Linked DNA regions of Homo sapiens: region 2 is linked to region 1. A link is a contact called in ENCODE Hi-C data. All regions are on one chromosome and are shown on one strand. The core of a region is the stretch at or near the end of the contact, and the rest is flanking DNA. Distances in the headings are between cores, read along the strand shown. Region 1 overlaps CHD2 (chromodomain helicase DNA binding protein 2). Region 2 overlaps LOC105370982 (a long non-coding RNA gene).

The links. Hi-C counts contacts between places; a loop is a spot of excess contacts on that map. Pooled maps may share reads with other maps.
Region 2: a loop to region 1 is called in a map of CD14-positive monocyte, with 2.6 times the contacts of the local background. The contact joins two enhancer-like sites. A Hi-C loop is called at or near these places in 1 of 168 maps with a recorded cell type or tissue (CD14-positive monocyte) and 5 of 50 pooled maps.

What each region holds. Positions count from the first base shown.
Region 1 is chr15:93,027,885-93,031,374 of GRCh38, forward strand. CHD2 (chromodomain helicase DNA binding protein 2) reads left to right here. Exons shown (of 39, transcript NM_001271.4): 39 at 1-112. Among named protein-coding and RNA genes, the nearest start is that of RGMA, 60 kb to the right of the region's middle. RefSeq lists an enhancer at 562-1,068. Within about 2 kb of position 1,992, at least 29 of the 41 ENCODE cell types and tissues checked have a DNase peak (open chromatin) inside an H3K27ac peak, as active enhancers do; they include CD14-positive monocyte, where a contact is called at or near this core.
Region 2 is chr15:93,234,410-93,237,899 of GRCh38, forward strand. All of the region lies in intron 4 of LOC105370982 (a long non-coding RNA gene), which reads left to right. Among named protein-coding and RNA genes, the nearest start is that of RGMA, 150 kb to the left of the region's middle. Within about 2 kb of position 1,974, at least 6 of the 41 ENCODE cell types and tissues checked have a DNase peak (open chromatin) inside an H3K27ac peak, as active enhancers do; they include CD14-positive monocyte, where a contact is called at or near this core.

The DNA.
Region 1 (3,490 bases), core at 742-3,241:
TTCTGATGTAAATAATGTTGTTTATATAGTATGTATTAAATTTTCCTACATTGTAAAACTGCTGTACTTTTGATTCTTGTATATTAAAAAGTGTTACTGAGCATTTTTAGAATTGGGCTAACACGTTGCATTGCATTGTGGTGTGAGCTCTGTGACTAGAGATACCGCCTTGTCTACCTTCCCTCGTTGGTTGCTGGGTCACATCCAGATGTTTTGACAGCTTGTGAAGTGGAGTCTTTTAAAGTTGCATTTCCCTCCATCCAGTACCAGTTGCATTGTTGCGTACCGGCCTTAACACCACAGATACCTAAGCTGTTCCTGAGTATGCCGTCGTCGAGGTGAACAGCTCCCTGGCCGAGCAACTCCAGGCTGTGGCCCACAGCTCTGCACTTGAGGGAGGGCCAGGGTTGCCGAAACCGGTAGTTAATTCCCGTGGGTTAGTCCTGCCTGGGGGGATCCAGGGAGACCTAGGGGGGCCACCCCTTCTATCCTGAAGGAAATAACACTGTGTCTGCCAGCCTGTAGCTTTGAGGGTAATTTAACAGATGGGGTCTGGGGGGTGGCATTTTATAATGGAAACACTGACACAAACGTTAGCTTTAGTATTCTGGCACAGGGGCAGGCCCAGCTCTGGTGCAGCCCAGACAGAGGAAGGGTGGCACAGCCTGCGGGCGGAGATCTCTGTCTGAATAAGGGTTGAAGTTTGCCCAGATCCACGATTTTCACTAATGTTTTGGTGACTTTGAGACTAGCTCTTAAATCTTGATACCAAATAAGCCATGTGTCTACTGAGAGCTGAGCTGTCAACTGCTGTGACTCCGCTCCGTCAGCCCAGGGGACTTGGACGCAGGGGCCCTTGCCAGCCCTGGCCCGCGCTGGAGCGGGAGGCTGGGATTTTTAGTTCACGTAGTTCTTGAGAAAGACGAAGAAAAGCTGAGGGCTCTTGGTGCCCATCAAGAAACGACTCACAATCGTGTTGTAACTCATGACTCAGCTGGAACAATTTGGGGAAACTTTAAGAACAAGTACTGCAATAATCAGCTTATTATGACTTACAATAGCAACAAGGCTTCGAAACTGCCAGCTGCCAAAACGCCTGCCTTTTACTGGAAGCGGCCGGCCCAGGGCCCCTGCCTCCTCCCTCCTCCCTGGCAGGGCCTCGCACGCCTGGCATCACGGCAAGCCCTCCTCAGTCAGCGCCAACAGAAAGGTCACTTATTGAAACCCAAGTCCCTGCAGTTTGCCAGACCAGAGTCGGCTCCAGATTCCAACCTGTGGCTTTTAAAGGCGCAGGACCAGCTCTGATGTGAGGCGTTGCCTTAACTGAAGCCCCCTGCACCAGTCCTTTCTGTCATATCTCATGGGACCCATTTGGTCTCCCAGCCCACCTCAAATCTGTTCTGATCAGTGAGCGGGTGGGGAGGAGAAGGTGCAGCTGGATTCAGTGAAAGTTCCATCCTGCAGAAACCTGGGCACTAATTGAGGAGCTGTTCCCGCTGCTGCCGGTGGGCCCCTCCCCCAGGCTTGACGTCTTGGGGGTGTTCTGGTCAGTTCTGCTGGCGTGTGATGTGGTGGATGACAGTGTGCTCAGGCCACCTGGTTTTGCGCTGAGCCTCCTGCTGTCTGGCTTTGTGTGGGAACATGGACCAGTCCATGGCCTAAAGGCTTCTTACCTCGAAGATGGGCAGAACAATATCCACTTCCGGAACATCACACGTGAGCTTCCTCTTAATTTCTTTAGTGACCTAAGAAGGAATTGTTGCTAAAACACGGGCCCCGTTAACCACAGGCACTGTGGTGGCCCTCGGGGCGTTGGGGGGCTGTAAAGGGGCCTCCCGAGTCAGCGCATTGCCCCCATGTGGTCCCTCCCCATGTTCAGCTGGGTGATCACCTTGCATCTTCACCTGCAAAGGAAGGAGGCCGCTTCTTGGGTTCATGCGGTTTTTAAGTGAGAGTGTGCACAGTGGAAAAGGAAAAGGTTTGTAACCCTAAGGGCGACCTGGAAGAGACAGCATTCAAAGTCCTTGGCTGGGGAATGGGTGGAGAGGGTTGAGTCAGAGGGCAGCTGGATGGGTTGAGGCAGACTAAGGACAGAGCTTGCCCGGCCTGGAGGGCAGGCCCGGTGAGCACCGGGCCCAGCACCTCCCACTCCAGAGACTGCAAGACAAGCGAGCTGCCCTCTTGGAGCCCCATTGGCCAGGGCTTCTGGAAAGCCGCAGCTTGCTGTGCGGGGAGACTAAACCCCAGCAGGAAGGCCCAGCAGGGACTAGAACCCCCAGGAGCTCATAGTCTCATGGGGGAGACACTGCTGGAACCAGACAGTTATGGGAGAGGACGTTTTCCTTGAACCAGGTCTCCAGCCCCTCCTGTGGGCTGGTCCTGCTCCAGGAGCTGGACCCGCGCAGTGAACCAGGAGGATAAGGGCCCTGGCCCCTTGGAGTTGGTATTCTAGCTGGGGTAGGGGTTGGGGGCGGGCCCTAGAGAAGCAAACAGTAAGAGGACAAACGTCACATGAGTGCCAGGGAGAAAACAGCCAGAGGTAGAGGGACAGGGTCGTGAAAATCCTGGATCTGGGCAAACTTCAACCCCTACTCAGACGGCCAAGCCCTGGCGATGAGGATGGGCGGTCAGGAAGGCACGTGGGCCAGCGGGTGGGTGCCGGGCATGGCTGGACAGACTGGATTTGAACATTGGCTCTGTCTCTTACCAGCTGGTGTTGTGGAGCACATTCTCTATCTCCAAGCCTTAACTACAAATAGATACTGACAGCTTCTCACCAGGCTGGGCAGGGACAAGTGAGGTCCCTGAGGTGCATGTCAGGTGGGCTCGGCAGCTGTCATGATCAAAGGGTGGCACTGGGGCCTGTGCGGTGTTTGGGATCAGCTCCCACTCTCTGAAGCCTAGACTGAGGGCCCCTGAGCGAATGTGGTTCTAGAACCATCCTGCAGAGGGCAGCAGATTTCCACAAACAGCCTGCCCGGCACCCAACACCTAAACCCAACCCAGGGAAGGTTCCGGGCTCTTCCCTTGCCCGGGTGGGTCTCTCCCCCTTGGAGCCCACAACAAAGCCCCCCACACCCCAGGAGATGTGGAGCCACGTGGCTTCCGCAGGAAGGGAGACGGACGGGGAAGAGAGGGGCAGAGGCTGCAGGGAGAGGCAGCCTCACTGCCCTCCAAGAGCAGGGGACGCGAGGGGACAGGCTGCCCCGTCCCCAGCCTCCTTCATCCCTACTTCCAGCCCTTGTGCGGGGACGCACAGGGGGTCCTGCTCTGCAGTCCAGCCTCTCCTTCCTCCCACCTGGGAGGGGCAACTGTAGGGACCCTTCTGAGCCACAAGGCCCCCCTGGCATCACCGGCTGTTCTCGGTGACCTTCACCTTAATGTCCAAGCGCCCTGGTTTGGGTCTGGGGCCCTCTGTGACCTGCCCCTGCTGGCCACTCGAACCTTCTTGAGTCCCCTCACTGCAACCAGCCCCAGCTGCTCTCGGCCT
Region 2 (3,490 bases), core at 724-3,223, 210 kb after region 1:
TGCAGTGAGCTGAGATCGTGCCACTGCACTCCAGCCTGGGCAACAGAACAAGACTCTGTCTCAAAAAAATAAATAAATTTTAAAAAAAGAGACTTATTTTGGAAGTACTGACAAGTGAAGAATTAAAGAAATGGAGCACTTAGGACGCAACCACACAGCTTATATTTTTACTTATTTCCCTTGCATTATATATTCTTGTGCGGTTTTTTGTTACATAGTTAAATTTATTCTACATATACAATTCTTACACTCTTTTAATACTGCATTGCACATACTCAAATAAGGAAAAATCTTCCTAAATATCATTTTAGACAGCTGCATTAACGTGCTATCAGAGAGTTAAATCAGTGTTTACTTACCTCTCTGCAGATTTACTGCCTTTCAGGAGGGACTCGATCCCCACAGTAGAATCCTTAAAGCATTGGGCTTGCGGAAATGCTATCAACCTCCAGGTTCATCCATCAACTACAGGTCCACCCTTTGCTAGGCTTGTGGCTAAATCTTCGATGTAGCAGTGCATAAAATGGAAGTAATAATAATTAGTGGTGCAGAGTTGCTGTATCATTGAAATAAAATCAGTGCTGTAAAGCATCCGGCACACAGCAAATGCTCTTTAATCAATTGAAGTCAGTTGCACTAGAATTTCAAGTGTCTTCGCGTTTGGTGTTCCTTCTATCTGGAATGCTTTCCCCCTAGAAATCTGTGTAGGACTCTGTTTTGTTACCTTGTTAAAGAAGCTTCCCAGAACACCCAATTCAAAGAGGGATCATACCTCATTCTAACTCTGCTTTATTCCTTATCATAATCCTTATCATTGTCTGGCACATTATTTATATGTTTATCTAGTTACAGCCTGTCTTCTTAATCTAGAATGGAAGCTTTCTGATGCAGGGATTTTAAGTGCTTTGTGCCCTGTCATATCCCCAGCATCTAGAATACCTCTTGGCATGTAGTAGGTGTTTAATGAATGAATAAACTGCTTGGGCACTGGGGGTGAGCTATGCAAAGTCTAGACCTCACACTAGTCTAACCTCTGGGAATGTTGACTCTGGAATCTGGTTTTAAGAATTTTTTTGGGTGGGGCATGGTGGCTTACGTATGTAATCTCTGCACTTTGGGAGGGTGAGATGGGAGGATCGTTTGAGGCCAGGAATTCAGTTTCAGCCTGGGCAACATAATGAGACCCCGTCTCAACAAAGAATTTTAAAAATTAGCCAGGTGTGGTGGCGAGCCCCGGGAGTCCTAGTTACTCAGAAGGCTGAGGTGGGAGGATCGCTTGAGCCCAGGCGTTTGAGTCTGAAGCGAGCTGAGCTTGAATTACTGCCCTACAGCCTGCACAACACAGTGAGACCCTGTCTCAAAAAAAAAAAAAAAAAAAAAAAAAAAAAAAAGTTAGAATTTTCTCCTCTGAGATTTTTATGTCTTCTAAAAATCGTGACCTGCTTTCTTAAGCTGTAGTTCTTTTACCAATTTCATTTTATTGAAACAATCCTTGCAAACTCTGATTACATTTTCCTGTTCTCATTTCAAAATCTACTTGATTCTAAGTGAAGAACAATACTTTAAACAACAATAATGTTACTAACTACAATGGGTTAAACACCCATTGTACTTATTACTACTCAGCTAATTCACTGAAAGATCACAATGACAGGTGAACAGGACTCGTGCGTTTGTTCAGGGCAGTCATTCTGCCTGGCCAAACTGCTTTGACGACACAAAGGAGACAAAATGAGGCAATCCTTGGTGCGTTTCACACAAAGCTCTCCTCCGTCTTCCTCTTTACTCTCGTTCCCTGACCTGCCCCTCCCTTCTTCCTCACCGTTGGTCACTGTAAGCCTTCTCCTGTCTTTTAATTTCTGAAATGGTCAAAACCACTGACAAGGTCCCAGGCCCCAGGATATGTGGACCCAGGCTCAGTGTGGGCTGGACCTGCACGAAAGCTTGGAGCCCATTGGTTGGGGGAACTGACGTGGATCTGGACAGATCCTCCCCACGTAACAGCCTTGTTGCCTTTCCCTGTATTTGCGAAATAGTTGCGCGGGAGAATGTTCCTCATTGTCCTGAGACTTGAGTAAGATAAAGCAACTAAAAACCCTAAGTCAGTGTCTGCTCATCAGAAACATGCAGTGAAAGAAAGCGAGTCCTGTTTTCAAAAACTGACACGTGACTTCCTCGCCTTTCTTCCTCTGGAACGATCCATTGTTGAGGTTGTGTGGTTTCTGTGAGTCTTTGCAAATTCTTTCTGCAAACCTGGGATGAGCCTTGTGCTAGGTGCTGGGGATACAAAGATGTGACTGTGGTCCTTGCTTTGGGACATCCTAGCAATTGTAATACAATGTATTATAAAGTTGTATTTTTGTGTTTACAAGTTTTGGACGCAGACTCAAATCTGACCATTTTGAGTCAATGGGAAAGGGCCAATTTGAAGAATAGCATATTTCAGGGTAATCAGTCTCATTACTTGACATATTCTAGGAAACTCGGGAAGCGCAGATCTGAATTAAATTGAATTTAATCTTCCTTAAGTACATGCTGTAGTTGAAACCAGGTTAACAAGTGTTATCTAATAAAGAGATCCTTGGTGAGAATCAGTTAAGAATGACTGTAATTAGTGATGGTTTATCATTGTCAATTTAAATCCTTGGGTATTCCTAAAGTACTCAGGGATGCTTAAAAACTCTTTGTCTTCTTAAGAGGCTTTAAAACTTTTTCTCTACAATCTTGTTGACACAGTTAATTAACAGTTAGAACAATAGACACAAATCCTTACTTCCCTAATTGTGCTGGGGTAAACCTCAGTCACAGCATAATTCTTTCCAAAATTCCAGTGTGTGAAATGCACGTGAATGAGTGTTGTAGGTCGCCTTAGCGTTGGCTAGTAATGAGCTGAAAAAACACTTACTGTGGCTCACGCCTGTAATCCCAGCACTTTGGGAGGCCGAGGTGGCGGATCACAAGGTCAGGAGATCGAGACCATCCTGGCTAACACTGTGAAACCCCATCTCTACTAAAACTACAAAAAATTAGCCAGGCGCGGTGGCGGGAGCCTATAGTTCCAGCTACTTGGGAGGCTGAGGCAGGAGAATCGCTTGAACCTTAGAGGTGGAAGTTGCAGTGAGCTGAGATCGCACTACTGCACTCCAGCCTGGGAGACAGAGCGAGACTCTGTCCCCCCCAAAAAACAAAACAAAACAAAACAAAAACACAAAAAAACTTACTCCGGGCATCTCCTCCAACTCTCCAATCCTGCTCTACCTGATAGTTTTTGTTTAAAATCTTTCAGATTTCTCTCCCCCTCCCGCCCCCATGGAACTGCTTTTACATGTAACACCTCTGACATGGGATCTTAACCCTGAAATGAGCCATTAACTAGGGAGTTACATATGTTTATATTTTATTTTTTAAGTTCAGGGTGCATGTGCAGGTTTGTTACCTAGGTAAACTTGTATTATGGGAGTTTGTTGTACAGATTATTTCATCACCCAAG